Regions from separate parts of the Homo sapiens genome. Here region 1 is linked to region 2. A link is an interaction called in ENCODE POLR2A ChIA-PET data of the cell type or tissue named here. Cell type or tissue: A673. All regions are shown on one strand. Each heading gives the region's core, and the rest is flanking DNA. Links, peaks and the distances in the headings are about the cores only. Region 1 overlaps GGACT (gamma-glutamylamine cyclotransferase). Region 2 has its middle 28 kb from the start of LINC01232.

What was found. ChIA-PET counts read pairs that join two places held together with the same protein. Peaks named below come from ENCODE experiments on the same cell type or tissue, not always from the same donor. Only the 100,000 strongest peaks of a DNase experiment are listed, where the experiment ranks them.
Region 1: POLR2A ChIA-PET joins it to region 2 with 5 read pairs; 2 of 35 experiments call an interaction of 5 or more read pairs at or near these places.

The regions. Positions count from the first base shown.
Region 1 is chr13:100,538,907-100,553,263 of GRCh38, forward strand. The region is part of intron 2 of GGACT (gamma-glutamylamine cyclotransferase); the gene reads right to left. It also overlaps the pseudogene RPS26P47. Among named protein-coding and RNA genes, the nearest start is that of GGACT, 43 kb to the right of the region's middle. RefSeq lists enhancers at 3,980-4,159, 5,590-6,313, 6,314-7,036, 7,785-8,463, 8,464-9,141. In A673, for the core only: a CTCF peak has its summit at 4,106; DNase peaks (open chromatin) are centred at 3,185 and 4,065; H3K4me3 peaks cover 448 bases; H3K27ac peaks cover 2,005 bases.
Region 2 is chr13:99,463,253-99,479,318 of GRCh38, forward strand. No RefSeq gene overlaps it. Among named protein-coding and RNA genes, the nearest start is that of LINC01232, 28 kb to the right of the region's middle. In A673, for the core only: no CTCF peak of the experiment used is centred there; DNase peaks (open chromatin) are centred at 5,979 and 8,759.

The DNA of each region.
Region 1 (14,357 bases), core at 1,950-9,949, 1.1 Mb after region 2:
TTGTACTTTTCAGTGTACACATCTTGCCTGCTTGGTTAAGTTTATTCCTAAGTATTTTATTCTTTTTGATGCTATCATAAATGGAATAGTTTGTCTTTTCAGATTGCTTATTGTTAGTGTATAAAAATGCAATAATTATTTGTGTGAATTTTGTCTCCTGCAACTTCACTGAATTTGCTTATTAGTTCTAAAAGTTTTAAGGTGAAATGTTTACATTTTCTATACAGGACCATATTGTTTACAAATAGAGTTAATTTTACTTCTTACCTCTGACTTGGATGCCTTTTAAATTTCTTTTTCTTGCCTGATTGCTCCAGCTAGGACTCCCAGAACTATGTTCAACAGAACTGATGAAAGCAGCATCCTTTTCTTGTTCCTGATCTCAGAAGAAAAGCTTTCATTCTGGCATCACTGAGTATCATGTTAGCTGTGGGCTTTTCATATACTGCCTTTATGATGTTGAGGTAATTTCCTTCTGTTCCTTTGTTGACTGTTTTTAAATCATGAAGTTGTGTTGAATCTTGTCAAATGCTTTTTCTGTATCAATTGAAGTGATTGTGTGTTTTTTCCTTCATTCTGTTAATGTAGTGTATTACATTGATTGATTTTCTTATATTGAAACATCCTTGCATTCCAGGAATAAATCCCACTTGGCCATTGCATATAATCCTTTTAATGTGTTGTTGAATTCTGTTTGCTAGTGTGTTGTTTAGGATTTTGGCATCGATCTTCATCAAGAATATTAGTCTGTAGTTTTCTTTCTTGGAGTGTCTTTGGCCTTAGTATCAGGGTGATGCTCAACACTGAAATGTTCCTTCTTCTTCATTCTTTAGAAGAGTTTCAGGAGGACTGGTGTGAATTCTGTAAATGTTTGGTAGAATTTACCAGTGAAGCCATCTGGTCCTGGGCTTTTTTTTTTTTTTTTTTAAGTACAATTTCCATTTTATTTTTCTCCAGAGAATAGCCTGTCTTCAGTCTTTAAGAACTCAGCTCCTTACATGGGCTTTGGTGGGGGACGTGGGGCAGCACCCGCAGGTCTAAATCGAGGTGGGGGTGTTCGGTCCTTGCGGGCTTCACGAGATCGATTCCTGACTACTTTGCTGTGAATTGCACAACTCACACAGTAATGTAGCTTCACATACAGCTTGGGAAGCACATAGGCATCGAAGACGCTCGCTTCAGAAATGTCCCTGACTGCTGCGGCCTCCACTATGTTTCGAATGACGAATTTCTTAATGGCGTTGTCCTTGGGCACGCATCGGGCACAGTTAGTGCAGCGAATAGGCTGCACGTGGCCGCGGCCCTTTTTGGCACGACCATTGTTCCTTCTTTTCTTTGTCATCTTGGAGGCACGGACCGGAGAGAGAGTGGGCTTTTCTTTTGGGGGAGATTTTTGACTGCTGCTTCAGTCTCTTTACTAGTTGTAGGTCTGTTCAGTCTCAGTAGGTTGTGTCTTTCTAGGAATTTGTCCATTTCATCTAGGTTAGACAATTTGTTGGCATAATTGTTCATAATATTCTCTTGGCCTTTTTATTTCTGCAAGATGTGTTGTTCTGTAGGACGTGATGTTTTCTCGTCCATTTCTGGTTTTAGTTATTTAGATCTTTTCTCTCTTTTTATTTAAGTTAAAGGTCTGTCAATTTTGTTAGTCTTCTCAAACAGCCAACTCTTGGTTTAACTGATTTTCTCTGTTGTTTAAAATTCTCTTTTTGTTTATCTCTGCTCTAATCATTACTGTTCCTTTCCTTCTGCTAGCTTTGGGTTTTGTTTGTTGTTTTTTGAGCTTCTTATCTCCTTGTACTCTTGTTCCTTGTCTCTCATGTTCAGCCCATCTCCAAGGGCTGCTGTGAGGATCACAACCAACAGGACACATGAAAAGTCTATAACACTGGCCAGATGCCTCTCAGAACCGCAGCAGAATGTGCCTGTGATTCATTCTGGCTGAGAAAATGTCGGGCTCCTCTTTGGGTGCACCAGGCCCCTGGGCCGGGCTGGGAGGGGTGACACTGCCACTGCAGAAGGGGATGCCACCTTCTGAGAGCCACATGTTACTGTGTCTTCAACCCTGCCCCCTCTCACCATGCTAGTTTTTTGTTTGTTTGTTTGTTTTTCCATGGCACAGGGTTAGAGTCAGGGTCTCAGATAAAATGTAAGGGCTTGGTTTAATGAGTAATGGTAAGAAACGGCTGTAGGCAAGCCATCTGAGTTTTTCCAGATTAAAACAAGTATTTCTCTTGGTCTCTACCTTAATGTGAAGTAATTGCCCCCAAGTCAGCCCTGCTGCATCAGACACAGTGTGAGCCCAGCCCTTGCAGGGCCAGCATCAGGAAAGGCAACCTCAGAATTCTGTAGATGGGCATTTAGGGACAGAGTGCAGGGCAAGTATCAAACAATCCACTGTGCCATAACAGGCCTGACTTGAGTTCCTGCCTCCATCCCTGAGCACCTGTGGGACTTTGGGCAAGTGATTTCAAGTTCTTGAGCTTCCATTTCCTCCTATTTACCCCAAAGAGTTACCCTCCACTGACTGCCGACTGTGCAGGCATGAGCACCTGATGAATGTGAATTCCCTCTTCCCCTTGGCCCTTCCTTATCCCTGCTCCCTCCTCAGGTCTCCACTTAACTCCATCCTTTATCAACATCTTCTAGAAATATCTACTAGCTATAGTCTTCTCAAAAATAAAAATGAACACATTATAAGTGGGAGAGGGCATCAGGCATATCGAGTAGTGGTTGTGGCCTTAATGATTTTCCAAAACCAAGAAAAATGCTTGGGAGGGTGATATTACGTAGAAATGAAGGTGATTAGGCCACAGAAGGTTAATTCCAACTCTGGAAAATCAGTTCAGTAATTGTCTTCTGCAGAAGATGATAGCTTATTTCTGTAAAATAAAACCAGGCAATAAAAGTTAACCTTCATTTCTAGGAAATAATCCAGCCTGCTAGAATGACCAACTAAAATTTTCTACATTTTATGTATTGAGTTCAATAGCATCCTTCATAACATAAAGTTAGTTTGAGAACACTACTTATGCAATAGAAAAGAAAATAGCCTGCATTTCTGGCTTCTGTCATAAGAAAAACTTCATTACCTTTCTGATTGTGTTTTGAACAACACACACAGATCCTAACAGGAAGAAACTTGTCCCCATGGGGACTGAGCCAGGATCAGAGTTAAGCACTGAAACAAGCAATTAATTCCCCTTAGAGGATTAAGGCACTCAGGTTCACTTTGAATCAGAAAAGCGAATCAAGAATAAAATGGTGTACAACCAAGAGGCTGCCAGTCCAACTTACTAAGTTAGAGAACTGAAGAGCAACCCCGGGTGCACAGGAGAAGCAGAGCAGCCGCTGACCCCCCCAGCAAGAAGACGGGTAGGGTTTGTTTCATGGGACAAGATCGTCCTTCATGACGCTGTGGAAACGTTGGGGAGAGCACGGTTTGTGCCCTAGGACGCTGGCCTTACTCTTAACAGATCCAGTCCACGAAAGTAAATCTAAAAAGCGTGTTCCAGCCTGCCACGCTGTCATCCCTCGTGCACGGATTTCCTCATAGCATCTTACTGTTAATACACAGAATCAAAGAATGACATGCATGAGACCTTAACATCAGTTTGGAGAATTTTACTTTGGGTTCCTAGAGCCAATTCTGAGGGCACTGAACATCTCTGCAGATGTCGTTCCCTGATGCTGATGTGTTAAGGATAAGGGCGGCCTGCTGCTGTGGTCAGGATTCAGGCATCCTCCACTCTGGAAATCCAAGAGGCCAAAGCTGAACCTCTGTCCCAAAGCTAACTGGTCCGGACAATAGCGGCATCCAGGGGACAGCATGGAGGTGGAACAGGCTCAGAGAGTCTCCAAAAGCTTTAGATCAGCAAAATCTGGTTTCCCATTGCCAATATTTGAGAAAATAAGAAGACTCATGAGCTGTCCATCTGGTCGGGCGCTGCCTGAAATGCCTGTCACTTATTCAGCAGTTCTCCTTCTTGAAACGCAGTCCGTCTATAGTTTCATATTTCACCACTGAAGCAGAACTTGAAAGTGATTACGAGTCCTTTGCATAACTGTTAGATTTTTTTCTTGATTTCTTTTTTCTTAGCCACCTGGTGGCAAGAGTGTAAAAGGCAGGATTTAAGAGTTTATGATGATAGTTTACAAATCACAACCACTTCATATGCCTGGTACACGTTTAAAAGCATGCATACGCAGACCAGGTGAACCGAACAAGGAAAGGGCTAGTGTTTAACTCTTCTTAAACTAATTTACAAAAGGATTTTAAAAAGACACCAGCTTTTTTTTTTTTTTTTTTTTTTTTTTTTGAGACGGAGTGTCGCTCTGTCACCCAGGCTGGAGTGCAGTGGCGCGATCTCGGCTCACTGCAACCTCCGCCTCCCAGGTTCAAGCAGTTCTCCTGCCTCAGCCTCCTGAGTAGCTGGGACTATAGGTGCCCACCACCACGCCTGGCTAATTTTTGTATTTTTAGTAGAGATGGGGTTTCACCATATTGGCCAGGCTGGTCTCAAACTCTTGACCTTGTGATCCGCCCACCTCGGCCTCCCAAAGTGCTAGATTGCAGGCATGAGCCAGCACGCCTGGCCAACACCAGCTTCTAACATAAAAACCACCTTTATAAATGGTGCCTCAAGAAAATATTCATCTTTATATGAAAATTTCATGACAGGAGGAAATGTTAGTAAAATCTGTATGTCATCATGTCAAAGCATCTGTTTTCTCCACATGATATATCAAGCCAGTAACAATGCATACTGCCAGTTGGCAAGTTAAGACTTTGTTAGAAAAAAGTAAAATGATTTAGACTTGGGTAGCATGAAGCTCAGGCCCCTGCCAGAGGGGCTCTGCCACTGGCCAGGGAGAAATAGTATCAGAATCATAAACTCCTGGTCCAGAAGGTGGCATGGCAAAGAGCTTATCTCTATCTTTACATTTGCTGCATTAATTTGCTTTTGTCATTCAATACCTCGTGTCAAAATTGGCCCCAGCAGATCCTGGGCCCACCAGACTCACGAAGGGCATGGTGATCACGGCTGTACACTGGTTTCAAGGACACCAACTGCTGCTCTAGTCCTTCTGTGACCACCAGCAGCCCCACACTGTGCCAGCCCTGAGCAAACGCAGCCATTCTACATGGTGGAGATGGAGTAAGAGTCACATGCGATGTTGTGCACGTTTCCCCTAGAGAGGGTTTTTCTTACTTTATGGAAACCTTCTTGTGTCTCATCAAGTAGCCACTTCCCCTCCCTCCCCCACTGTAACATTATTTTCCCTGGAGAAAACGCCGAGTGTCTGATATAGTTACACATTAATTCTTCAGAAGTTTCTTAGAACTGTAGGAAACAGGTGAAAAAACAAAATGCCTTGAACTTTCAACCTGTGCCTGGCCTGTGTGCGCGAGGCGGGCCCTAAGGTCACTCTTCCCCGCGCGGCTCGGGGCAACGTGCCAGGGAGGGCTCGGGCCGCATCCTGTTGGCTCTTTGATGCTTTCGTTTTGTCGCTTGCTAGTTTCTTTACAGCAAAGGCAAGGGCTTCCTGCTAAGGCAGACCCCTCACCAGCCCCACTGCATACCCCGGAAAAGTCCCTGGCAAAACACCTTTCTTCCATTATCTGCACCGGCCCCGGTAAAACGCTGGCGCCTTTGAAATCAGAGGCCAGGGTCTCCTCTTCACAGTTCGCTCAAGACACTGAACACTTACGGGTCTGTGAAATCAAACGGACACTTGGTCCCTGATGCCACCCCAGGCCTCCTGAATGCTCCTCAGCAACCATCCCTTGAGTTTTTACTCTTTGGCCATGCCAAATATAAATAACGATTTTTTTCATGCCATATCACTTTAAAGGCAATTGTGTTGCCACCTTTAAAATGTTCAGTGACCAACAACGCAGACATGACCATCCCCTGCATCCCCATGTCTGCTTCAAGTATGGAAAGGAATCACTGGAAAATCCCAAGATGCCAGGCCAGGGAACGAGCTCTATGCAAACAGGCAGGATGGAGAACCGGCCAGGGCCATGGCCCCAAATTCCAGGCACGGCAGCAGGAGCGGAGGTGCTGCCAGCCCCTGCTGCCTCCTGGTGTGACACTCAGAAGGCGCAGCGGAGGCGGCAGCAGGAGGCAGAGCCAGGAACACATGCTGGGCAGGCGGCCAGCGGCCCAACACTGGAGATGCCGTCAACCTCGTCACACAGGGCCAACCTGCAGGCACGGCCTCAGGAACCTGGCTCCACTTGCCGGACCTACCTGTGGCTCACGGGGGATCAACGCCACCCCCAAGGGAGAGCCCTGACTCCATGCCCACCCCATGCCAAGTGCTTTACTTACATTCTTCACCTGGTGCTCCAAACCACATGGTGAGGCCGCTTCACTCCCAGCTTCTCCCCCCTTTTGCAGATGGGGAAGCTGGGGCAGAGGTGAAGTGACTCACACACAAGGCGACCCAGGCAAGGGCAGCAGAGCCTTCACGTCCCTTCCTGACCTCCTTCCTGACCTCCACGTCCCAGGGCCCCTGGAGGAGGGCACCCCCTCACTGCCCCCAAGCACTCCAGGGCCCCAGGCAGCCAGTGGCCTGGGCTGCCCTCATACCAGGCTCCAGTCACATCTGCCGTGGCCTCCTGAATCTAGAAGGTGCCCTCAGGGTTTATTAAGCACACCCTGGGCTGCCTGCCTGCCTGGCATGTGCCATGGAACTGGCACTCAGAAGCTGCCACTATCCTGAAATTCCCGATTTTGTCTTTGTATTTTGTAAGCAAAGCGAAGCCTGCTGGAATAACACAGCACTCCTGTGAGTGGAGAGCCCAGGAGTGTGGGATCGTGGTAGACCCAGGGTGTGGGGCTTTCTGGCATTAGGGTGAAGCTTGGGTGAGCTGCTGCACTTCCCATTGCAAGCAGAACCTGTTCCCCCTACAGAAGGAAGTAAGGGTTCGGAGAATTCAGACACCAAAGGCCCCATCATGTCCCTTCCTACACATGCGTCAGCCAACCACATACTCGGAAAATGACACAGAAAGCCAGGGCAACCTGCTGGGCCACCCAGAGTGCCTTTCCCCCTCTTTTCCTCCATCATCAGTAGGTGAAGGCAGACAGTGTTGATAGAATATGTGCACCTCAAGAGGTGAAAAACAGCTCAGTTAACTTTCTGATAAGAATGAAATAGATGGCCGGGCACAGTGGCTCACGCCTGTAATGCCAGCACTTTGGGAGGCCGAGGCGGGTGGATCACGAGGACAGGAGATCGAGACTATCCTAGCTAACATGGTGAAACCGCATCTCTACTAAAAATACAAAAAAAATTAGCCGGGCATGGTGGCGGGCGCCTATAGTCCCAGCTACTCGGGAGGCTGAGGCAGGGGAATGGCGTGAACCCGGTAGGCGGAGCTTGCAGTAAGCCGAGATGGCGCCACTGCACTCCAGCCTGGGCGACAGGGCAAGACTCTGTCTCAAAAAAAAAAAAAAAAAAAAAAAGAAATACGCATGTGTAAGTTATGAAAACTGTCATTTCTGTGATTCCACGAGTTAAATGCACTGAAACTTAAAACTGATATTGTACAACATAAACATAAAGATGAATGAAAAACTCCATGCTGAGAATTTTGTAATAAGGAAATAGACTGGGTGCGGTGGCTCATGCCTGTAATCCCAGCATTTTGGGAGGCTGAGGTGGGGGGATCGCTTGAGCCCAGGAAGTCAAGGCCACAATAAGCCATGATCTCACCACTGCAGCATGGGCCTCAGAGTGAGACCCTGTCTCTGAATAAATAATAACAAATATGGAATATGTAATAAAATAATGTTTAGTTTTTAACAACTAAAACCCTCCATGCCAAGTTGCGAGGCTGAGCTGCGAGTCAGCAGAGGAAAGGGCTGCCGCCTCTTCTAGGTCTCTCGACTGCACCTTTTCTTGCTTTTCGAGCAAGGGAGTCGCATGGCCCATCCTCATGCCTCTAAACCACAGCTCCTCGAGGGCGAGGTCTCGCCTTCTCTTCCTTTCACCCCCCTACGTCATCTGGCACGGCCCGGCGCATGCAGTAGGCACTTCATAAATACTGCAGGAAGCCAAGGGGCCATCCCACTCAGCCCAGATTCCCAAAGAGGCACGATGGGCCTTCAGGCTGTTGGGAATCCTTCAAGTTCTCCTTGTCTCTCAAACCCTACAGGTTCAAACATAGCCCTGGGGGCACATTCATAGGCCCTGGATTCAGTGCCGGCTCTGCCACCTCTTCCTTCCCACAAGACAACCAGGTCTCCAGACCCTCAGACCAGGCCCGGGAGCAGGGCAGAAGCAGGACGTGCAGAGTAGCCAGGCGGGATGTAATCAGCCCCCATCACAGCCACTGACAATGAACCTGCAAAACTCACCTCCCGGGACAGCACCCAGACCAGAGGGGGTGGGGTACTTGCTGCCGCAGACACAGGGCCCTCTGGGGAGATGGAAATGCTCCTTATACTGATTGGGCAGCGGTTCCATGGGGGATACATTTGTCAAAATCATTGACCTATCTGTGCACTTAATCTGTGGATTTTGTTGTATGTAAATTATACCTCAAAAAAGGTAATCTAAAAACAAGACTGAATGAGCTCACGGGAGGCAGGCAGGCCCCGCGCAGGCCTGGTCTGCGCTTACTGTCACTCGTGTGCGTTCTTGTCGGAGCTCAGCAGGCTTCATAGCCCCGAATCAGAAGCTGAAGCTCCTCATCTTTTCTTTAGGGTTTCCACAAGTACCCAAGTCTGTCCAAAGCATTTCTACAGATTTGTGCTGGCTTCCCTTACACTCACTTGCTTTCTGGAGACATTCAATAAAACAGGACAAGAACGAGACATCTCTTGGCAGCAGGGTCAAGGTCGAGCAGGCCCAGAGGCATGAGATGGCCGTAATCCCTGCAGGCCTGGGCACTGGGGTGGAGACCAGGGCCTTCTCTGCCCACCCAGGCCCCATGCACACCAGCTGTTGACTAAGCAGTGAGTTCCCACGAAGAAACACAGCAAACGGTTTGCCTTTTAGAGTATTTTTCCAGGCCTGCTGGAAGACGGTGCAGCAATCACACGCTGGCAGTTGCTCAAAATATGTTTATTCTGCCTGGGGCAGCAAAACCCCGGGCAGCCGGGAAAAGCCAAGAATCTGTGGCTTGTCCCAGCCCGCTCTCCACTTGTTAAATAGGACACCCAGGTCTGGCTGATGGCAGGCAACTTCTCGTCTACCTTGTGTGCTCCCAAAGGTCTGGATTGTTTCAACTCCGGCAGAAGGCAAGGGAGGCCTGGGAATGCCACCTGTGCCTTTCTGCTGTTCATTTTTCTAGAGCATGGCTGCTTTTCATTTGGAACCTTTGGGCTAGAAATACTTTGAGTTTGAAACAGGAATAAAATATATATTAGTGTTTTGTTTTTTAGAAACATCTTAAGGTTGTATTGATGAACATAGTTTTATATTACTGTTTTGCCTTCTTAAGTGAGAAATAGAGAATCCAACTTTAAGTTAGAAGAAGCACAAAACAATTACAAAATATCACAGTCATTCTCTTCTCTAGGTGGTTTGCTGACAGAATATTCTAGAAGGATGAGAATATGTAAGAATAGGAAGTTAAACCTACTTAAAAGTGAAGAAATACAAATTAAAGATACAGGTGAGGCCCCTGGCGAGGCTTGGGCCAGCGCGCCCTGTATTTAGCAGCTTAGCCATCTGGTTGCTTTGGGAGGATCAAGTCCCCTGGAGAGGGACTGCACACAGTGGGTACAAAAATAGTGAGATCCCCATAAACAGGAACAATTATCTTGTGCCCTTAAAGTTTAAAATTAAAAAAATGTAAGAACCGAGAGCTGATAAACAGAGGTCAAAGCCACACTCCTGTCAAACATCTGGGAAGAGGCCTTCCTGGCCCAGGCCAAGCAAGGCAAAGCCACAACAGGGTGGGATAGACTGCAGGCACATCCAGGGGACACAGGGTCCACAGGAGAGCCAACCAGGGAGGCCACCACCCAACATTGTGGAGCAGAATAAATGCATCAGCATGAATTAGTCAAAGTATTTCAGAGAATACTTTCAAAGATAACCACCAAATACAACTGCAAGATGTCAAATTTAAAATCCCTAGGAATGCCACCTCCACTACGCGTGGAGGCTGAGCGCAGCTTAGAAACCACCACCCATGGACCAGGAGCAAGGGCTCGCGGCTGTAATCCTAGCACTTTGGCAGGCTGAGGCGGGTGGTTCACCTGAGGTCAGGAGTTCGAGACCAGCCAAACATGGTGAAGCCCTGTCTCTACTAAAAACAAAATTAGCCAGATGTGGTGGGTGCCTGTAATCCTAGCTACACCAGGAGGCTGAGGCAGGAAGATCACTTGAACCTGGGAGGCGGAGGTTGCAGTGAGCCGAGATTGTGCCATTGCACTCCAGCCTGGGCAACGAGTGAAACTCCGTCTCAATAAATAAATAAATCAACAGCCACCCATGTGGCCCTACCTGCTCGTCTGTCCACTTCAAACCAGCACAGCGCCATTCTAATCCAGGGCTCGCTGCTGGTTGGCACTGCCAGGCAGGGCCCTATATCCCACTGCCCAGAAACATGAAATCAGGAGCTAAAAGGAACCCAACTGGCCATTGAAAACTGGGCAACAAGTTGTATCATAGCTAGCTGGTCTCTTGTGCCAGCGGCAGGGAGCTGGGTCAGGGCCCAGCCAGACTCCGCCTCCAGTGGGCTCTGTAAGGCAGGACTCGTTTTGGTAGTAATAACAGGTTTGCCTTCAGCATCACCTTTCGCTAAGAATATTATTAAAACCAGTTTAAACCCTCCAAAAAGATGCTAACTACCTGGAGATCATATAGCCAGAGGTGGCAGATAAAAGAAAGGAAAGCAACTCTAGAAAAGTCCATTGCTTACGTCAGTGCACCCAAGGAGATGAGACCTCATCCCCAACACACATGAGCACATACACACAATGCCATTTTCACACATTTGAAAAAAATAAACATTTTTAAAGATAAAAGCATAGAATTCAAAATTAAGCCTGATTAAGTTTTTTTGTATAAATTATCTTGTTCCCAAAGCATTCAAATCCTTTCAGTGCTTGTATAATTACCCCAAGTTAAATTCAATTAAAATGGCTGAGAGCGAAGTTAAGACTCAACTACAAGGAAGAAGGGAGCGGGGAAGGCAATTCGGCATGTGTCCCTGAGCGAGCTTCTACAGCCCCTGCACAGAGTGGGTCCATCTGCCACATTCCTGTGAGTCCTGAACGTGAACGCACGGCCGGCCACTGTGTGCTGGCCGGACAGCCTGAATTCTGAGGCCAAAACTTCCAGAAAAAGGCATTGAGCTGGAGGGACTGGCCCTTCTAAGGAAACTGGATGCGCTGAATGAATTAAATCCGAGCCGATTATACTCTACACACACACACACACACACACACACACACACACACACACACACACACACACACACCACTGGCCCTTCTAAGGAAACTGGATGCGCTGAATGAATTAAATCCGAGCCGATTATACTCTACACACACACACACACACACACACACACACACACACACACACCACTTTTAAAAGCACCATTATAGCCAGAAACCGCCGACAAAAGCCAGGCCAGGCTGCAGCCAAACACGCCAGTGTTTGGGTTTACAACTCCTTGGCCTCCCCAGTGTTGGGGGTGGAACCCAGGACCCTAGACATTATTTAAAAGCACATTTGGGTATATACTTGGCTTTTGAAAAAGCACTTAAAGGCCCACGCACAGGCCACTCCCGAGACAGTGGAATGCCCCGAGAGAACGTGCAAAGCCCCAGCTGTTGCTGTGTGGTTATTAGGGAGAGAGGCGGCTCCTCCCACTGAGGCGCTTTCTCCAATCCACTCGCTTCAGAAACAGCAGAACAGCCGCTTTGTTTTTCATTATGGAGTTGTTGTTTTTTCTCCCCAAATTTACAGTGTTCTTTCAGTCATGAAGTTAAAATCATGTTTACTCAGCCATTTTCTGAATTGAACAGCTCACACATGTGAGGCATTTAACTTTTTTGGGAGGAGTATATAAAAGTTTTATCATTTCTCTCATCCAAAACTACTTTCTTAATTAAAAAACAACAAGGCCGGGCGCGGTGGCTCATGCCTGTAATTCCAGCACTTTGGGAGGCCGAGGCGGGTGGATCATGAGATCAGGAGATTGAGATCATCCTGGCTAACATAGTGAAACCCCATCTCTACTAAAAGTACAAAAAATTAGCCGGGTGTGGTGGCGGGCGCCTGTGGTCCCAGCTACTCGGGAGGCTGAGGCAGGAGAATGGCATGAATCCGGGAGGTGGAGCTTGCAGTGAGCCGAGATCACGCCACTGCACTCCAGCCTGGGCGACAGAGCGAGACTCTGTCTCAAAAAAAAAACAAAAACCCATAATGTATATATACACAGACAGGATAAAACCAAGGATGTTCTCCTCTCTGCCCCTAAGCTGTCCAAGCCAAGAAAACCTTTTCCCCAGGGAGGGACCAGCGCCCGTGGCAAGGTGAGGAGGCCACTAGCCTCTTCCCACCTGCCAGAACTGGTATTAACAGACTTCCCCTCGGCTCCCAGGAACTTCCCAGAAAAGAAGGAAAAAGGGATTTCTCCTGGGGGCCATGCTTCAGTAACCACAAAATAGCTAAGGGGTAGCTAAACTCCTAGTTGAAGCACCTTAAAAGTGTTCAACCCTTTATTGGCCCTTTGAGTGGGTCCCCTAAAATCCAGGACCCCCAGGCTGTGCTGTCCAGGGGGCACCTGTGCCCAGGCAGAGAAGGGCTGAGGAACGGGGCACAGCTGCCCAAAGAAGGTGCTCCCATCCCTTCGATGTACAGGGTTTTTCTTTAAAATTCATGCAAATTTGGCGTTGTTTTAATATAACAATGATTATACTTATTTTCAGGTTAAGGAATTTCTCTCCCTTCCCTTTGCCCCCATCTAAAGGCAATTCCCTAGGGAGCAGGTCTCTGTCTCTCAGAGGGGGCAAGACCAGTACAAAGAGGTAGGCTATACCTCCTCCCCTGGCCTAGCACCCCAGAAGGAAAGGAGGTGCTGCCTGGCTGGGGTAGCTCCCTGTGGGCACACTCCCTCCAGACCATGCTGGCTCTACAGCCACCCGCACCTGAGGGGCCCTTGACCCTTCTCCCAGCCATGTGCAGGGCAAGCTTTGAGTGTGGTCCAGGCCAGATCTCTCAGGAAGGCAAAGCCTGGTGGAAACTTGCCCTGTGAATTTCTAATTTCCCCAGGAGAGAAGAAGAAAATTCAATGGATGGGGGCTGTCAGGGGCTCTCCAGGAACTGATTTTGTTCTCTCCTGGGGAAATGAGGAATTCACAAACTGGGCCTCCAACAGCCCCGTGACGAGGCAGGTGTTACTGTCCCATCCCACACATGGGAAACTGAGGCTCAGAAGAGTTATTTAACTGACACAGCAAAGCTGTTATGGGCTGGATTTAAGCCAGGGATTGATCCAAAATCTACACGCCACCCCCCAACATACTCTGTGGTCAACTAGGAGAAACAGACGGGGAAGTTCTCTGTTGAAGAAGAGACTGAAGCTCTAGCTGGTTCTCCCAGCAAACACAACCATTCTGAGATGTCAAGACGGTGACCTGTCGTGAGCCTTGTTATCAATCCCCACCTATTGTTCCTGTGCAAGGGGCTGTGCTTTGAGTCCTTTTCTTTCCAACTTTAAAAACCAAAGCTAGATGTAAAGGTTTTCTAAGGCCAGGAGTGCCTGCCAGCCACTTAATGTTTCTGTTAAGATCATCTGCCCAGTGCTCAGGACGTCCAGGCTGGCTGACAGGCCATTCATTCATTCACTCATTCAGGAGGTACTGAGCATCTAGGACGGGCCAGGCATCCAAAGACAGAAAAAGCAACAGTCCTTGTTCGTAAAAAGCTGCAGCCTGGTGGGGTGGCAGAGATGCTGAGTGCTGCTGATGAGAGGACACTCTAGAGTGGGGACAATGAGTCCCGCATCAGGACCAGGTGTCAAGTGTCCTGCAGGAGAGGGCGACCCAGGCAAGCAGTAGAGCCTCTGGGGATACCCAGGAGCAGGCAGGCCAGGTGGCGGGTGGCTGGGGAGGGGAGGGGGACCTGAGCAGAGGGGACGGTGGGCTGTTGGGGGAACAGAAAGCATGCCAGCAGGCAGGGCGAGGCAGGGCCCGGGCCTCCAAGGGCCTTCCATGGTATCTTATGGAGTCAGATTTCGGCTTCTGTGTGATGAGAGCCGTTCGAGGGCACTACGCCTGGGAGGTGCATGGCAAGATCTGGGTTTTAAAATATTGTGCAGTGAATCCCCAGGGAAGACTGCGTGGCAGTTTTAGGAAAGCTGAGCCTGTGTGTCCCCAAGG
Region 2 (16,066 bases), core at 4,985-12,984:
GTGACCATATGAATCAATGGATAGAAGGGTGGATTGATGGATGGATGATTAGGATCCACTTTCTGTGTGTAGCTATCCCTCTGTGATTTCCGCATAAGATCTATGTTATGGGCTAAATGTTTGTATCCCCCACAAAATGTATATGTTGATGCCCTACCCCACAATATGATGACATTTGGAGGTGGAACTTTTCAGAGGTAATTAGGCCTAGATTAGGCCACAAGGATGGGAGCCACATGGTGAAATTAGTGCCCTTATAATAAGTGGGGGCACCAGAGCTTTCTCTCTTCCCATTTACATAAACCAAGGAAGGGCCATGTGAGCACACAGCAGCAGGAAGGTGGCTGTCTACAAGCCAGGAAAGAGCTCTCAAAAGAAGCAGATCTGCTGGCACCTTCCCAGGCTACAGAACTATGAGAAATGAATGTCTGTTCCTTAAGCCATCTATGGATAGAGGGATAATCTATCCACCTGGTTAACACCTTCCAGTCTATGGTATTTTGTTACAACAGCTCAACCTAAGGCAATCTGCTTCTGCCTGTAAGTATACTTCTGCATCCAGCTCCAAATGCACATGTGACTGCTTCTGTTCTGTGTGCCTGTGTGTCTGTGTATGTTTCTCCTTCTTCTGCATGTGGTTTCATTGAAAGGGCCAGTAATACTTTAGGCATTTCTGTAAAACAGTTATGATTATGGCTCCTATCTTATAAGATTGTTATAAGTGTTTGATATGATTATTATTTTATACTTATCACTATCGATCAGTAGACTTGAATTAAAGAAGTTCAAATTTATTTTGTCTTACATTATTATTCATAAAGGCAGTTTTAATGGTTAAGACTGGGTTTGTATCTCAGCTTTACCCACCATTCATCTATCTATCTATCCATCCATCCATCCATCCATCCATCGACAGCCTCAGTTTTTCCATCTGTAAAATGGACACAATAAGACTATTTCCCTAATAGCATAGAGTGAAATAATCCATGTAAACTGCTTAGTACAATGTCTAGCACATAGTAAGCACATACTGTATGTCAGCCAATAGAAAGAGCGGAGTTCAGTGGGAAATTATAGTACTTGAAGGGAGAAAAATCTACAGATACAGGTCATGATGAGGATGCAGTGGTGATGACTCTGCAGGCATCTTCCCAAGGCTCTGACTCCTCATGGGAGGACGGGGAAGACAGGTCACACTGAGTCTGTAATGGAAGGCATTCCCCACCCTCCACCCCAATAGATGGGATCGATGGTCATGGGTGTCGAGTGTTGCCTTTCTTCAGCGAGCAGGAATGCTGGCTTGTAGCCCTGTGGCATCTCTATGTTGAATGTCTCCCTCCAGAACTAGTTTGAACACTGATTCGTTCTGTGAGGACAGACCTCTGTGGATCCTTTATTGCGTTTTTCAACTGAATTTCTTAGCACATTCTTAACAAAACTGAAAGCAGATGTCTGTGTTTATAAAGTAAGATGAACTAGACACAGGAAATGTATTTACAAGAAACGCTAACGTATCAAGTTGAGGAAGGAACTTGTTCTCTTCTGTTTTTACGAAGTGAGAAGGTTAGAAGGTCAGCCATAGCCTTGTGTCTGGTTTTCTGGGGTGCCCCTGGCACTCTTGTTGGGGCTTCCTAATTCCTGGATCCTGTCCCTGTTGTGTGCAGACATGCATTTCTGTGTTGTTTCGAAGAAAAAACTGTTATTAAAAGACAATTTGGCACCATCTCTCAGGTTCAACTACCTGCATTTTCCTCCTTTGTCCCCCTCTCCACGATAATGACTAGAGGGTCCTGAGGTAGGTAATGACCGATGGGCAGAAGTGGGGAGAAAGGCCAGGGAAGCTAAGTCGTCATACCACCTGAAGATTCTGTCTGTATAAGCCCTTCTCAGCGCTGGGGCTGATGGCCACACCTGACATCCATCCTCTCCTCAAGGAACCTCGAAAAATCTCTAGGGTGTGTGCTTTTTGCCTATTGATAATAATAAAAGTGTAAGCAGGACTGTGATCCTATTACAACAGCCAGCGTGTATGGAGTCTTTCCCATGTGCTGGGATTACACTAAGTAAGAACTTTGCAAGCATTCTCTCAGGCCCTCTCTTTCAAGACTGTTGGTAATCAGGGCTCCTATCAGCTCATTGGCGTTGTTACAGCTGTGCCACTTGTTAAAACCTGGAGATGATGCCTGAACACATCAAGTGCCTCCAACACACCCATTGCTCTGGGCTGAGGTAGGGCGTTCTGAAGGGCTGCCCTGGTGTCTACCCCTCTCCAGCAACATTCTGGGCCTCCAACAGCTCCCATCTGCATTTGACACTCCCCCAAACAGACTGGGCCCAGACCTTGGAGGGGGAGAGGCCACTCTGGAACCCCAGTGGGAAAAGCCCAGTGCCCACCTGGCTCTCTAAGCTGTGTTTACATGCCACCATCTGGTGCCCTCTGTAATTACTACAGCTGCTTATTAGAGCAGCCTCCACAGTGTAGAATACAGCATACAAAATATTTTGAATGTCACCTTGCCTTTCTTTTGCTTTTTGCATCAACTACAACAGAATTAAGGCAAAATCAACTAAGCGTTTTCTAAAATCTCCCCAGAAATTAAATGTTTTTCTTTTAAAAAAAATTTTAAATTGTTTTATATGTTGTTCAAGCTAGTCTTTTTTTAAAAAAACTTTTATTTTAGGTTCAAGGGTCCATGTGCAAGTTTGTTATATAGGTAAATTCCATGTCATGGGGTTTTGGTGTACAGATTATTTTGTCACTCAAGTAATAAATAAGCCTAGTACCCAATAGGTAGGGTTTTGGGGTTTGTGTGTGTTTGTTGGTTTTTTTTTTTGGTTTTTTGTTTGTTTGTTTGTTTGTTTGTTTGAGATGGAATCTTGCTCTGTTGCCCAGGCTGGAGTGCAGTGGCGCATTCTCGGCTCACTGAAAACTCCACCTCCCAGGTTCAAGCGATTCTCCTACCTCAACCTCCCAAATAGCTGGGATTACAGGCATGCGCCACCATGCCCAGCTAATTTTTGTATTTTTAGTAGAGACAGGGTTTCATCATGTTGGCCAAGCTGGTCTTGAACTCCTGACCTCAGGTGATCTGCCTGCCTCTGCCTCCCAAAGTGCTGCGATTACAGGCGTGAGCCACTGCGCCTGGCCCTCAATAGGTAGTTTTTTGATCCTCACCCTCCCCCAACCCTCCACCCTCAAGTAGGCCCGAGTGTCTGTCTTTCCCTTCTTTGTGTCCGTATCTACTCACTCTTTAGCTCCCCCTTATAAGTGAGAACATATGGCATTTGGTTTTCTGCTCCTATGTTAGTTCGCATAGGATGATAGCCTCCAGCTCCGTCTGTGCTTCTGCAAAGGACATGATCTCATTCTTTTTCATGTCTGTGTAGTATTCCATGGTGTACAGGCACCACATTTTCTTTATCCAGTCTACTGCTGATGGGAACAGGCTAGTCTTGAACACAGGCTGTAGCTATCTTCCCTCCTCAGCCTCCCAAAGTGCTGGGATTACAGGCGTGAGCCACCACACCTGGCCTTTTTCATTTTTAGCTATTGTTTTAGAGACTTTGTTTGTACATATCCATAATTATTACACAGTTGTAATCACGGAAAAGTTTATTTTTTAAATCTTGCTTCTTTCATGGAACATTATGACATAAGTATTTTCTCAAATTGTTACAGATTTCAAAATTATTATTTTAATAATTTATCAGATCCCACTTGGAAGGGATCTCATAAATCAGAGATCTGATCCCATACATTTCCCCAGCAGGTATTAGCTAGCCAAAGTTCTCCTGATGGGCCAAATTCATAGTCCTGAAGAAGAAATCCCTGTAGAACGTCACAAGCAGCCATAATTACAATGTTGCCAAGACACCTGGTTCTTTGCTTCTACATTGTTTGTTTTACTGCCCTTTTCTTGGGGAAGCTCAATGCCTGCGTTACTTTGAAGCTTTTGGTAGAGGTACTAAGCCTTCAACTAAAGCAAGGCAACTAGAACAAGCTGTTAGTTTTGAAAACACAGCCTGTCCACTAGGTTCCAGAATGAGGCCACTAATTTCTCAGAAACATCACTTCATGATCTCAAGGAGACTAATTTGTTGATTTATGAGAACATTTTTAAAAATCGGGTCACCCTTTCCCATGCCCTAAATCAATTGTCACTACACTTTGCCATGTCTTTTTTCAAGTCAGGAAAGTAATAAAGAAAAATAAGAGAACGCTTGAAAACACTTGATATTCAGCACACTTTCCTGTGGCTAAGGTTTTAGATTTTTTTTTTTTTTTTTGGTAGAACATAATATTATCCCATGCTTAGCTTGCTAAAGGCAATTTAGCAGCAGGATTTACCTAACAGAACAGTTTTGGCTTTATCTAATTTTAGGTAATTACCTCTCTTTTCAAAGCTCATTTCTCTTGTGCTTTTGCTGGTCTTGATGTGTCACACAACAGCATTCACCCCCAGGATCTACTGCTCTTAAAGCAATAGAAAGAACAGCTCAATTTCCTTTATCAAATATCAAGCATGAAATATAGGTCCACGTGTAAAATAAGGAATTTGATACCAGTCATAAAAATCTACCCACAAACAGGTGGAGAATAAAAAAAAAAAGCAAAATGCCTAGATCAATAAAATATTTCATAAACCCAAGCAAACACTAACATTACTGAGAGCTGGATATCTAATCTGAGTCATTACCCAAATAGGGCGACTCAAGCTATGTTCACCCAATCCTGGATATTTTCATTCGAAAGGCAAGGCTTTCCTGGAACAAGGTTTGCTAATGCCTTAATAAAGTTAGTCACTGCAAACAGAGGGAACTCAGCTAGCTCCACAGCAACCGCTCATATATATATATATGATAAACATGTTTTTCCTTATAGAGCTTTTTTCAATCTTTGAGCATGTTTTAAAATGCTTTATTTCAGGGTGGGTGAGGTGGCTCACGCCTGTAATCCCAGCACTTTGGGAGGCCGAGGTGGGCAGATCATGAGGTCAAGAGATCGAAACCATCCTGGTCAACATGGTGAAACCCCGTCTCTACTAAAAACACAAAAATTAGCTGGGCGTGGTGGCACACGCCTGTAGTCCCAGCTACTCAGGAGGCTGAGGCAGGACAATTGCTTGAACCCGGGAGGCAGAGGTTGCAGTGAGCTGAGATCGTGCCGCTGCACTCCAGCCTGGCGACAGAAGGAGACTCCATCTCCAATAAATAAATAAATAAACAAATAAATAAAAATGCTTTATCTCAAGTAAAGGGGTACATTTGCAAAGATTCCCTGCAGGGAAAAGGGGGAAAATATCACTTTTTTCAGGACTTCCTTTGTGCCAAGTATTGAGATGGTATCTTTGCAGTGCTGTCTCACAGAAATTGGCCAAAGCAAAAACAAACAAAAAAAGAAATTGGCCAAACCACACCTGAAAACTGTTCCCAGGGGCTCCACAGCACTCGGCCAAGATGCCCTTATAGTCTCTTGGCCAAGGAGAGAGCACATGACCTTAAATAAATCAATCATCCTCTCTCCCTGGAACTTGACTCTTGAGTAGAGTGTCAAAAAGACTGGAAGTGATGGAAAGTAATTTGTCCCCATGGCAATATCCTGAAGAGATTCTCCATTAGATCTATGAAGTAGCTCTGATTCCTCTAAGTATTTTCTTATCTTTTAACTCTTTGAATGACCCCCATCCTTCCAATGTATTTTTTCCTCCTTAAGTTAATTAGGGTCGGTTTCTGTTGCTTGCAATCGAAGATCCCTACTTGCTACCTCTATCACTCTGTCTCTGACATCTCCACTCCCTGGGGCTGCCCACCACATAATTCCAAAAGGCACCATTCACATTGCACTGCATGGAGTTGTGAATGGTCTCCTTGGCATTGTGCAAGTCATGGCTCTGTTGCAACAGTCTATTCTAGACACTCCTGCCAGGGGCTGTCTTTCTAAAGAACACATATCAATCTGTCATTTCTTTCCTTGAAAACCTTCAGTGGCGCTCCATTACAATAAATACTAAGATCCAAAAGGGCTTCAAGACACTGCATCTGCCTCCCGCTGGTTTTCTCAGCATCACCATTCACTACATGCCCCTCCCTTTCACACCATCTGGCTCCCAAGGCCAGGCCAATTAAACAAGCCATTCTACACCCTGCATTCTTCATCTTCTGTGCCTGATCCAGCACAGGAATCTCTTCCCTTTTTTCTCTCAGTACCTCATCGGTCAACATTCTAACCACCTTCAGAGACCTGCTAACATCCTACTCACTGACTTCCTAGACCTACCTGGTCAAATGACTATATTTCTTTATCTTGCAGTTGACCAGTTGTACTTTGTTTGTGCCCCTAATTATTGCACTTCCATTGCTTGTCTCTAATGAGAGTCTTGATCAAAAGTCTTTTCTTGGCTGAGTGTGGTGGCTCATATAAGCCTATAATCCCAGTGCTTTGGGGTGGCAAAGTGGGAGGATCCCTTGAAGCCAGGAGTTCAAGACCAGACTAGGCAACATAGTGAGAGCCCGCTGGGCACAGTGGCATGCACTTGTAGTCCCAGCTACTTGGGAGGCTGAACTGGGAGGATTGCTTGAGCCCAGGAGGTCAAGGCTACAATGAGCTGTGATGGTGTCACTTCACCCCAGCCCGGATAATAGAGCAAGATCCTGTCTCAAAAAAACCAGACCAAAACCTTCTTCTCCCCTATTTTATTGCAAACTCCCAGAGGACAACAACTACACTACCGGCCTGGCATCTCCCACAGCTCCCTAGCAGAGCACCTCACTCGGTTCATGTTTTCTATTCAACAGAATGGAAACCTTTACAATTCTCTTCAGGGAGCTGGAAAGAGTTAATATCGGGAATCCTAGGAAAGTAATTTTTATGAACTAGGCTTGTTCTCTTATGTCCCCCACCATATAATTCTCTCTCTCAAGCTCTGTGTCCTCAATGCCACTGGGGGCTCTGAGTCCCTATCCAGCTTTATGATGACAATGCAACTTACAAGAAACAGTCTTTACAGTCCTTTTTTTTTTTTTTTAAGACAGCATCTCACTCTGTCGCCCAGGCTGGAGTGTGCTTTGGGGCGATCTCAGCTCACTGCAACCTCTGCCTCCTGGGTTCAATCGATTCTCCTGCCTCAGCCTCCCATGTAGCTGGGATTACAGGCACGTGCTACCACGCCTGGCTAATTTTTTTGTATTTTTAGTAGAGACGGGGTTTCACCATGTTGGCCAGGCTGGTCTCAAACTCCTGACCTTAAGTGATCTGCCTGCCTTGGCCTCTCAAGTGCTGGGGTTACAGGCGTGAGCCACCGTGCCCGGCCAAGAAACAGTCTTGATCTTCAGGTAAATTTCCTTCACTTTATTACCAGAGAGAACTATGCAAAACACCTGAAAGAGTGAGTGAATTCAATGAATAAATGTGTTAAGGAAAGAAAATTTTCTCAAAAACAGATGCTTTTCTTCAAATGTCAAATGACCCATCATCATTCTTGGAACTTTATTTTCTGAGAGACACCGAGTATGCACGTCATTTTAATAATGTCTTGGACAGTAATATATTAAATTTTAGGGCTGGGCATGGTGGCTCATGCTTGTAATCCCAGCACTTTGGGAGGCCGATGTGGATGGATCACGAGGTCAGGAGTTCGAGAACAGCCTGACTAACAGGGTGAAACCTCGTCTCTACTAAAAATACAAAAAATTAGCCGGGCATGGTGGTGGTGCGCACCTGTAATCCCAGCTACTCAGGAGGCTGAGGCAGGAGAATTGCTTGAACCCAGGAGGCAGAGGTTGCAGTGAGCTGAGATAATGCCACTGCACTCCAGTCTGAGCGACACAGCAAGACTCCGTCTCAAGAAAAAAATATATATATATATATTAAATTTTAATAAAGGGGGAAAATACAATTATGTATACAAAAGAGGGTCATATGAAATATTATATTACTTTTTTTATTAAAATATGTCACATTGTACCCAGCATAAAAACAATAGTAGAATTTAAGGGCATCATCAGGGAGTTCAAATTTCTCAGTTGGAAATCTTGCACAGTTAGAAGTGGGTTATATTTAAGAACAATGGCATTTTATTTTAGTAACTTGTTCCCTTCCTGGTAGAACATTCATCCCTGTTACTTTTGTGAATTTCTATTGCTTTTAGCCTAATATAGTGACTCATTTTCCTGCACTGAATCACTGACTGTAATTTCCTAATAAAAGATCATTGCATTATCTGGCATGGCCTCTTTGAAACGTCCTCATTCTGGATTCTCCAAAAAAAGGAAAGAAGGAAGGAGAGAAGGAAGGAAGGAGAGTAGGAAGGAAGGAAAAAATACAGGAAAGAGGGAAGGAAGAGGGAGGAAGGAAGAGAAGGAAAGAGAAAGGAAGAAAGAAGGGAAGGAAGGTAGGAAGAAGAGAAGGAAGAAGGAGGAAGTGAAGGAAGGAGAATGGAAGGAAGGAAGGAGATGGAAGGAAGGAAGAAAGGAAGGAAGGGGAAATAAGAAAGGAAGGAAGGAAAGAAGGAAGGAAGGGAGGGAGGAGAGGGAAGGAAGGAAGGGAGGGAGGAGAGGGAAGGAAGGAAGGAAGGAAGGAAGGAAGGAAGGAAGGAAGGGAGGGAAGGAAGGAGGGAAAAGCCACTATCTTCCTTTGAGCTGGCACACAGCTTGAGTGATGCTCTTTCTCTAAGGCCTTATACAGCCCCTGAAGCTCCTTTATGTGAAATCTCCACCCTCCTATGGTGGGGATGGTTCTGAGTCTGTCCCCTACCGTGGCCAGCTGCTTGATTTCCTGTCTTCATAAACTGCCCTCCACAGGCGCCCTCCCAATCTCCTCTCTTCTCCTTTGCCTAGTGCTCTTTTTTCTCTTCCCTTTATTTCTGGGTATTCTTCCTTTTCACATTCACTCAGCAGGAAGAACAGACAGTCCCATCTGAGGACTATTTGAGTCTCTCCAGAAATCGACTCCCATTGCACCACTTCTCCAAGGTCCTCTCCACTACCAAGCTCCCTTCCCTATTCAGTGCCAATAAAACCCCAGTTCCTTCTTTGGGTGCTGTGTAACCCTCAAGACTTCCACAGCTAAGGAAGTAAAGGAAGATCCTTACTCCTCTCAAATCTATCTGTCTTTAACTCCTCAGAACACCTGCTCTTATACAACAAGAAAATGGTGAATTTATTCATCTTTAAAACAAAAAAAAAAAACAAGATTCTAGCCAGGTGTGATAGCTCATGCCTACAATTCCACCACATTGGGAGTCCAAGGTGGGAAGATCACTTGAGCCCAGAAGTTCCAGACCAGCCTGAACAACACAGCAAGGTCCTGTCGCCACAAAAAATTTAAAAGACAGCTGGGCATGGTGGCACATACCTGTAGTCCCAGCTCCTTGGGAGACTGAATTGGGAGGATCACTTGAGCCAGGAGGTCAAGGCTACAATGAGCTGTGTTCCCACCACTGCACTCCAGCCTTGGGGGCAGAACAAGACCTTGTCTCAAAAAAAAAAAAAAAAAAAAAAGATTCTAAAACTTAGGTTGTTTTAAATTAATTTTAAATTACACAAATAATATAAATAACTTCAAGAGTTATAGATAAATTTAAAGTCTTCTCGCTTCCAATCTTAATACCTGCTTTCACTAAGCTGTTGTGTATCCTTCCAGATTATTTCCTGTGCACTAACATATATATTTGGGTAGCTGTTGAAGCATGTAGAATTATTTGATTGTGGGCCAGGAGTGGTGGCTCACGCCTATAATCCCAGCACTTTGGGAGGCTGAGGCGGGTGGATCACCTGAAGTCAGGAGTTTGAGAGTGGCCTGGCCAATGTGGTGAAACCCCATCTCTACTAAAAATACAAAAATTAGCTGGGTGTGGTGGCACGTGCCTGTAAGCCCAGCTACTCGGGAGGCTGAAGCAGGAGAATCACTTGAACCCAGAAGGTGGAGGTTGCAGTGAACCGAGATCGTGCCATTGCACTCTAGCCTGGGCGACAAGAGCAAAATTCCATCCTGAAAAAAACAAAACAAACAAACAAACAAAAAAAAGAATTATTTGATTTTATTTTAGGTTCCAGAACTAATAATGGGAGTCGAGGCCAAATCTTTAAGAGGTTACAAATGCCTGTTAATGGCTTTAGTGATATCTTTGTGCTGTGTGGTGTCATTCTCAAAGGCAGACAATTGCTCTACCAAATTGCCAACTTGAAGCATAGTGTCTGATAACAACTGTGGATTTTTGAAAAACAGCATTGCCCTGTGGGATGCCTGTGGCCTCACTTACTGCTGGTAGTCATGGCAGGAATGGATGCGGGAGGCTGGGATCCCCCAGCGTGGCTGGGAGTGTTGACTGCCATCTTCCCTTAGGGGTGTGCATCTGAGGTCCATGCTGCTCCTCAGAATCTCAGAATTCTGTCGTGGGTGCTGCAAAAACTGACTAAGGAGGCCAAATGCACTTGGTTTACATTCTTCTCTCTAGATCTTTGGATAAAACAATTTAAAAATTTCGCCCAGTGTAACTTTGTTTATTTTTGTGAAGCAAAATCAAATAAGCCAAGTGCCATTGGAACTCCTGGCAGCTTCCTAATACTTAATACTTGATGAAAGTCCTGCAAGACAATCCAGACTTGATGAGGACGGGAAGCCGATATTTAGTCGATGATGGCATCATCACGTCGATGTTTTTTTCATTTCCTAAGGAATGCTGGCTGCACACCAAGAAATGAAAGTTGTTGGTTAATGGATGCTAATGGGAAACCTAATGAGGCAGTGGAGGCCAGCACTTTTCACGCTATGGCCCATGGCAAAGCAGAAGATTGATGGAGAGATGAGAGCACTGCCAGTTCTTCTATAAGTAAAAGAAACATCTCATCCAAAAGATGTTTCTCCAGTAATGGGGTGAAGCTCCTTTACCCACAGAAGGCTGAACCAGTATGAAACAAGGCCAGGCATCACTCAAGTTAGTCCAATAGCAAAATGCATTTACATACGTAAATAAATATATATATTACCTTTCTATACGACGACATCTCTCTTTTTTTTTTTTTGAGATGGAGTTTTGCTCTTGTTGCCTAGGCTGGAGTGCAATGGTGCGATCTTGGCTCATCGCAACCTCTGCCTCCTGGGTTCAAGCGATTCTCCTGCCTCAGCCTCCCAAGTAGCTGGGATTACAGGCATGCGCCACCATGCCCAGCTAATTTTGTATTTTTAGTAGAGATGGGGTTTCTCCATGTTTGTCAGGCTGGTATTGAACTCCCAACCTTAGGTGATCCGCCTGCCTTGGCCTCCCAAAGTGCTGGGATTGCAGGCATGGGCCACCACGCCCGGCCGATGACATCTCTTTACAAAGAAAACGTGTGTTCATTATTTCTAAAAATAGAAATATTACATAGTCAAAAGGGGGGAATCACCTTTATTCAACTATCACCTTTATTCAACTGCAAAGAAATAACCCACTGTTGGTATTTTCACGTGTGTCTTTCCATTCTTTTTTGTTTAAATATATATGTATATTTTAAAAAATCTTCCTGTGAATTTTAAGATATGTATAGATTTGTGTGGCCCCCACCAAAATCAGACTATCCAACAGTTCTATCACCCCCTCAAAATCCCCTCTTATATACCTCGATAGTCACACCTCCCTCCCTTGAATCTCTGCATCTACTGATCTGTTTTCAGTCACTGTGGTGTTAGGTTTTTGAAATGTCGTATAAATAGAGTCATAGAGAATGTAACCTCCTAAGACTCAGTGTGTATGACATTAATCCGTGGTGTTGTATGTATCAATAGTTCATTCCTTTTTATTGCTAAGTACTATTCCATTGTATGACTGTTCCCATGGTTTGTTTATTCATTTACTGGTTGAAAGGCATTTGTGTTGTTTCCAATTTTGGTGATTGTGAATAAAGCTGCTATAAGTAGTTACACACAAATTTTCGTGTGAGCATAAGCTTTCATTTCTCTAGGGTTTAAATACCTAGGAGTGGGATTAATGGGTCATATGGTAAGTGTATGTTTAACTTTGTAGGAAACTGTCAAACTTCCCGCCTAAGCAACAGAGCAAGACCCAGTCTGATATAGTTTGGATGTTGTCCCTATCCAAATCTCATGTTGAAATGTAATCCCCAGTGTTGGAGATGGGGCTTGGTGGGAGGTGATTGGATCATGGGTGCAGATTTCTCATGAATGGTTAAATATCATTCTCTTGGTACTGTCCTCGCGAGATGTGGTTGTTTAAAAGTGTGTAAAAGGAAAATATCTTGGGGCCCCAAAAATCACTAAGTTAAAAGGAAAAGTCAAGCTGGGAACTGCTTAGGGCAAACCTGTCTCCCGTTCTATTCAGTCACCCCTCTGCTCACTGAGATAAATGCATATCTGATTACCTTCTTTGGAGAGGCTAACCAGAAACCCAAAAGAATGGAACCATTTGTCTCTTATCTACCTATGACCTGGACGCCCCCTCCCCACTTTGAGTTGTCCCGTCTTTCTGGACTGAACCAACGTTCACCTTACATACGTTGATTGATGTCTCATGTCTCCCTAAAATGTATAAAAGCATACTGTGCTCTGAGCATTTTGGCCACATGTCATCAGGACCTCCTGAGGCTGTGTCACAAGTGTGTGTCCTCAATGTTGGCAAAATAAACTTTCTAATTTAACTGAGACCTGTCTCAAATTTTCTGGGTTCAAGTTTTGGTAACCATGAAGGGATTCTGAGCGGAGGTGCCCCTGACCTTTGACAAATCTATTGGTGCTTGGAACCAGCATGAGCTAATTTTATGGCTCAAGCCAATAGGACAATTTGCTGAGGTCTGGGAGAACCCCCTCCAGAGAATCCCTGATCTCCCAAAATTTGGTCAAGATCTAAAGTTTATTTTGCTGTACAACTCCCTTTTTCTTTTGAGTTTTACTTGCTTCCAACAAGGAAGGCAAGTTTTTCCTGCTTCCATGACAACGGAAGGCAGGTAACTCCTTTATGGAGTTTGAGCTCACTTCCAACAAGAAGGATGAGGGTTTTTTCCTGCTTTTAGGGTGATAGAGAGCAGTCTTCAGCCTGAGACCCATCCCTAGGTAAGTAACTGAATTGGGGTTTGTCTTGGCTAAAGTTAAGATTAACAACCAGCTTGTCTTAATTTCTCCTCACCACTAGAGCGCTCAATAGTTGTATAAGTTGTGCGATCATTTGTTTTGCTTAACTGCGTTTTTTGTTGTTGTCGTTTGTTTCTGTTCTTGTTGTTGTTTCAGTCTTTTTCCCACTGGGTTTGATCAACTCTATCCGGCTTGATCAAATCCAAAGGAAAGTTCCAAATTATGGGGAACAAGGCCTCTGAAGTGGCTAAATTCCACCCCGCCACCCCCCCCCCACACACACACAAAAGGTGGTATGGTGGGGGAGAAAAACGGCCGGAAAAGGAAACCAAAAAAAAAGAGGAAAGATTTTTCATTTTGACTACTAAGGGACTTTATTTACATAACAAGGCCACCTTTTTGCTAGCGAGGCCCAACCAAGAGAGCAATGGCTGTACTTCTGAAATAGCAGCAATTTGTCCTAGCTGAAATATGGTGATGAGATCTTAAAAGATTTTTTTTAAAGGAGCTCAATGATGAAAAGTCAGCTTAATTAAAAGCTAACATTCAAGAAGTGTGTGTGTATGTGTGCGTGTGTGTATGTATGCATGTGTGTGTGCATATGTGTATGTGTGCATGTGTGTGCATGTGTGTGTACGTGTGTGTATGTGTGTGTGCATGTGTGTGTATGTGTGCATGTGTGTGCATGTGTGCGTGTGTGTATGTGTGTGCATGTGTGCGTGTGTGCATGTGTGCGTGTGTGTATGTGTGCGTGTGTGTGTGTGTGCGTGTGTGTATGTGTGCGTGTGTGTATGTGTGCGTGTGTGTATGTGTGCGTGTGTGTATGTGTGTGCGTGTATGTGTGCGTGCGTGTGTGTATGTGTGCGTGTGTGTATGTGTGCGTGGGTGTATGTGTGCGTGTGTGTATGTGTGCGTGTGTGTATGTGTGCGTGCATGTGTGTATGTGTGCATGTGTGCGTGTGTGTGTATGTGTGCGTGTGTGTGTATGTGTGCGTGTGTGTGTACGTGTGCGTGTGTGTATGTGTGCATGTGGGTGTGTGTGTGCATGTGTGTGTATGTGTGCGTGTGTGTGTGCGTGTGTGTATGTGTGCGTGTGTGTGTATGTGTGCATGTGTGTGTGTTTGTATTTAAAAGGCCTTCATATTTTTGCTTTTGTTTTTCCCCTAGGATCTTGTCTTTTTTTTCAGCAAAAGTTTTTTTCTTCTCAGTTGACCGAATTCTGTTTTCTTCATTTACTTCTGCTGTGTCTTCTTTCTCTTGCACTCTCTGTAGCATGGGTAACCTAAAATAGTTTATAATAGCCTGGGGTTCCTTAAAGAAAACTGAGAAGGCGCCAGACTCCCTCTGAGGGAGAAACCTGTTTTTCCTTATGGAACCCCAAGAATGTAAACAGACAAGTTCATCTCAGCTCTTAAACGGCTTACTTTTGTATTGTGTTACCTGGTGTGTTTTTCAACTAAAATAGTTATTGCAACAGAGGTTACTCTCGGGTTTTTAAGGAAGAGTGTGGTTTAGACACTTAGAAATATGTTTGTTAAAAAAAAGTTTTTTTCTTTAAGTGCACTGTAAGAGCATCACATGGTCTAGCCTCATAATAATTCTCCCTTTTTGGAGACCGAGATTCAATTTCATACCTATCCCTACCAGATACTACAAAGCATCAAAATTTGGCATAGGGGTTACAAAACTATAAACCCAACCCAAAACAGAATGATCTTTGCTTGTGTAGTCTTTAATAAATAAGACATTGATATTGGTTTAATAAAAATAGCTACATCTCAAATTTAGTAAGATTACCATAACTTCTAATCTTATGGCTTTAGGTGGTCTAGTCCACAGCCAGTAAGGTTTGTTATCATCTTTGTTTCAAGCTAAAATATAAACTAAGTTCCTCCCAAAGTTAGTTTGGCCTATGCCCAGGAATGAACAAGGACACCTTGGAGGTTAAAAGCAAAATGGAGTCAGTTAGGTCAAATCTTTTCACGTCTCAGTTACAATTTTGCAATGGCGGTTCCATAGCTTTAAATGATGACTATCACAGTTTTCATAAATAATCTAGGTAAACAATTAAAATGAAATAATTAGGTAAATGTAATAGGATAAATACTTGTAGACAAACTCATAATTTAGAATCTAAAGTTATATTAAACTAAATGATAAATATTTCATTATTTGGGTATTTTCCAATAAAAATATATTTATAGGAAAACATTATTTCTAAAAAAAAAAAAAAAAATCTGTCCTTTTAAAAAAGGTGAACTTAGCTGGGCACGGTGGGTCACGCCTGTAATCCCAGTACTTTGGGAGGCCGAGGCGGGTGGATCATGAGGTCAGGAGAGCGAGACCATCCTGGCTAACACGGTGAAACCCTGTCTCTACCAAAAATACAAAAAATTAGCCGAGCATGGTGGCAGGCACCTGTAGTCCCAGCTACTCGGGAGGCTGAGGCAGGAGAGTGGCATGAACCCAGGAGGCGGAGCTCACAGTGAGCTGAGATTACGCCACTGCACTCTAGCCTGGGGGACAGAGCGAGACTCCATCTCAAAAAAAAAAAAAAAATGGTGAACAGTGGCCGGGCGCAGTGGCTCATGCCTATAATCCCAGCACTTTGGGAGGCCGAGGTGGGCAGATCAGCTGAGGTCAGGAGTTCAAGACCTGCCTGGCCAACATGGCAAAACCTTGTCTCTACCAAAAATACAAAAAATTGGCTGGGCATGGTGGCGGGTGCCTGTAATCCCAGCTACTCGGGAGGCTGAGGCAGGAGAATCACTTGAACCTGGGAGGTGGAGGTTTCAGTGAGGAGAGATTGTGCCATTACACTCCAGCCTGGGTGACAAGAGCGAAACTCTGTCTCAAAAAAAAAAACATTTGAACAATTTTTTGTCTAATTCAAAGCTTATTTAAAGGTCATGTATAAAACAAGGTAAAAGGAACCAGGAAATAAGAGAGATGTAAAGAAAGTTATAAAAATAATGAGGGTTTTTTTTGGTAAGAAACTTAAAG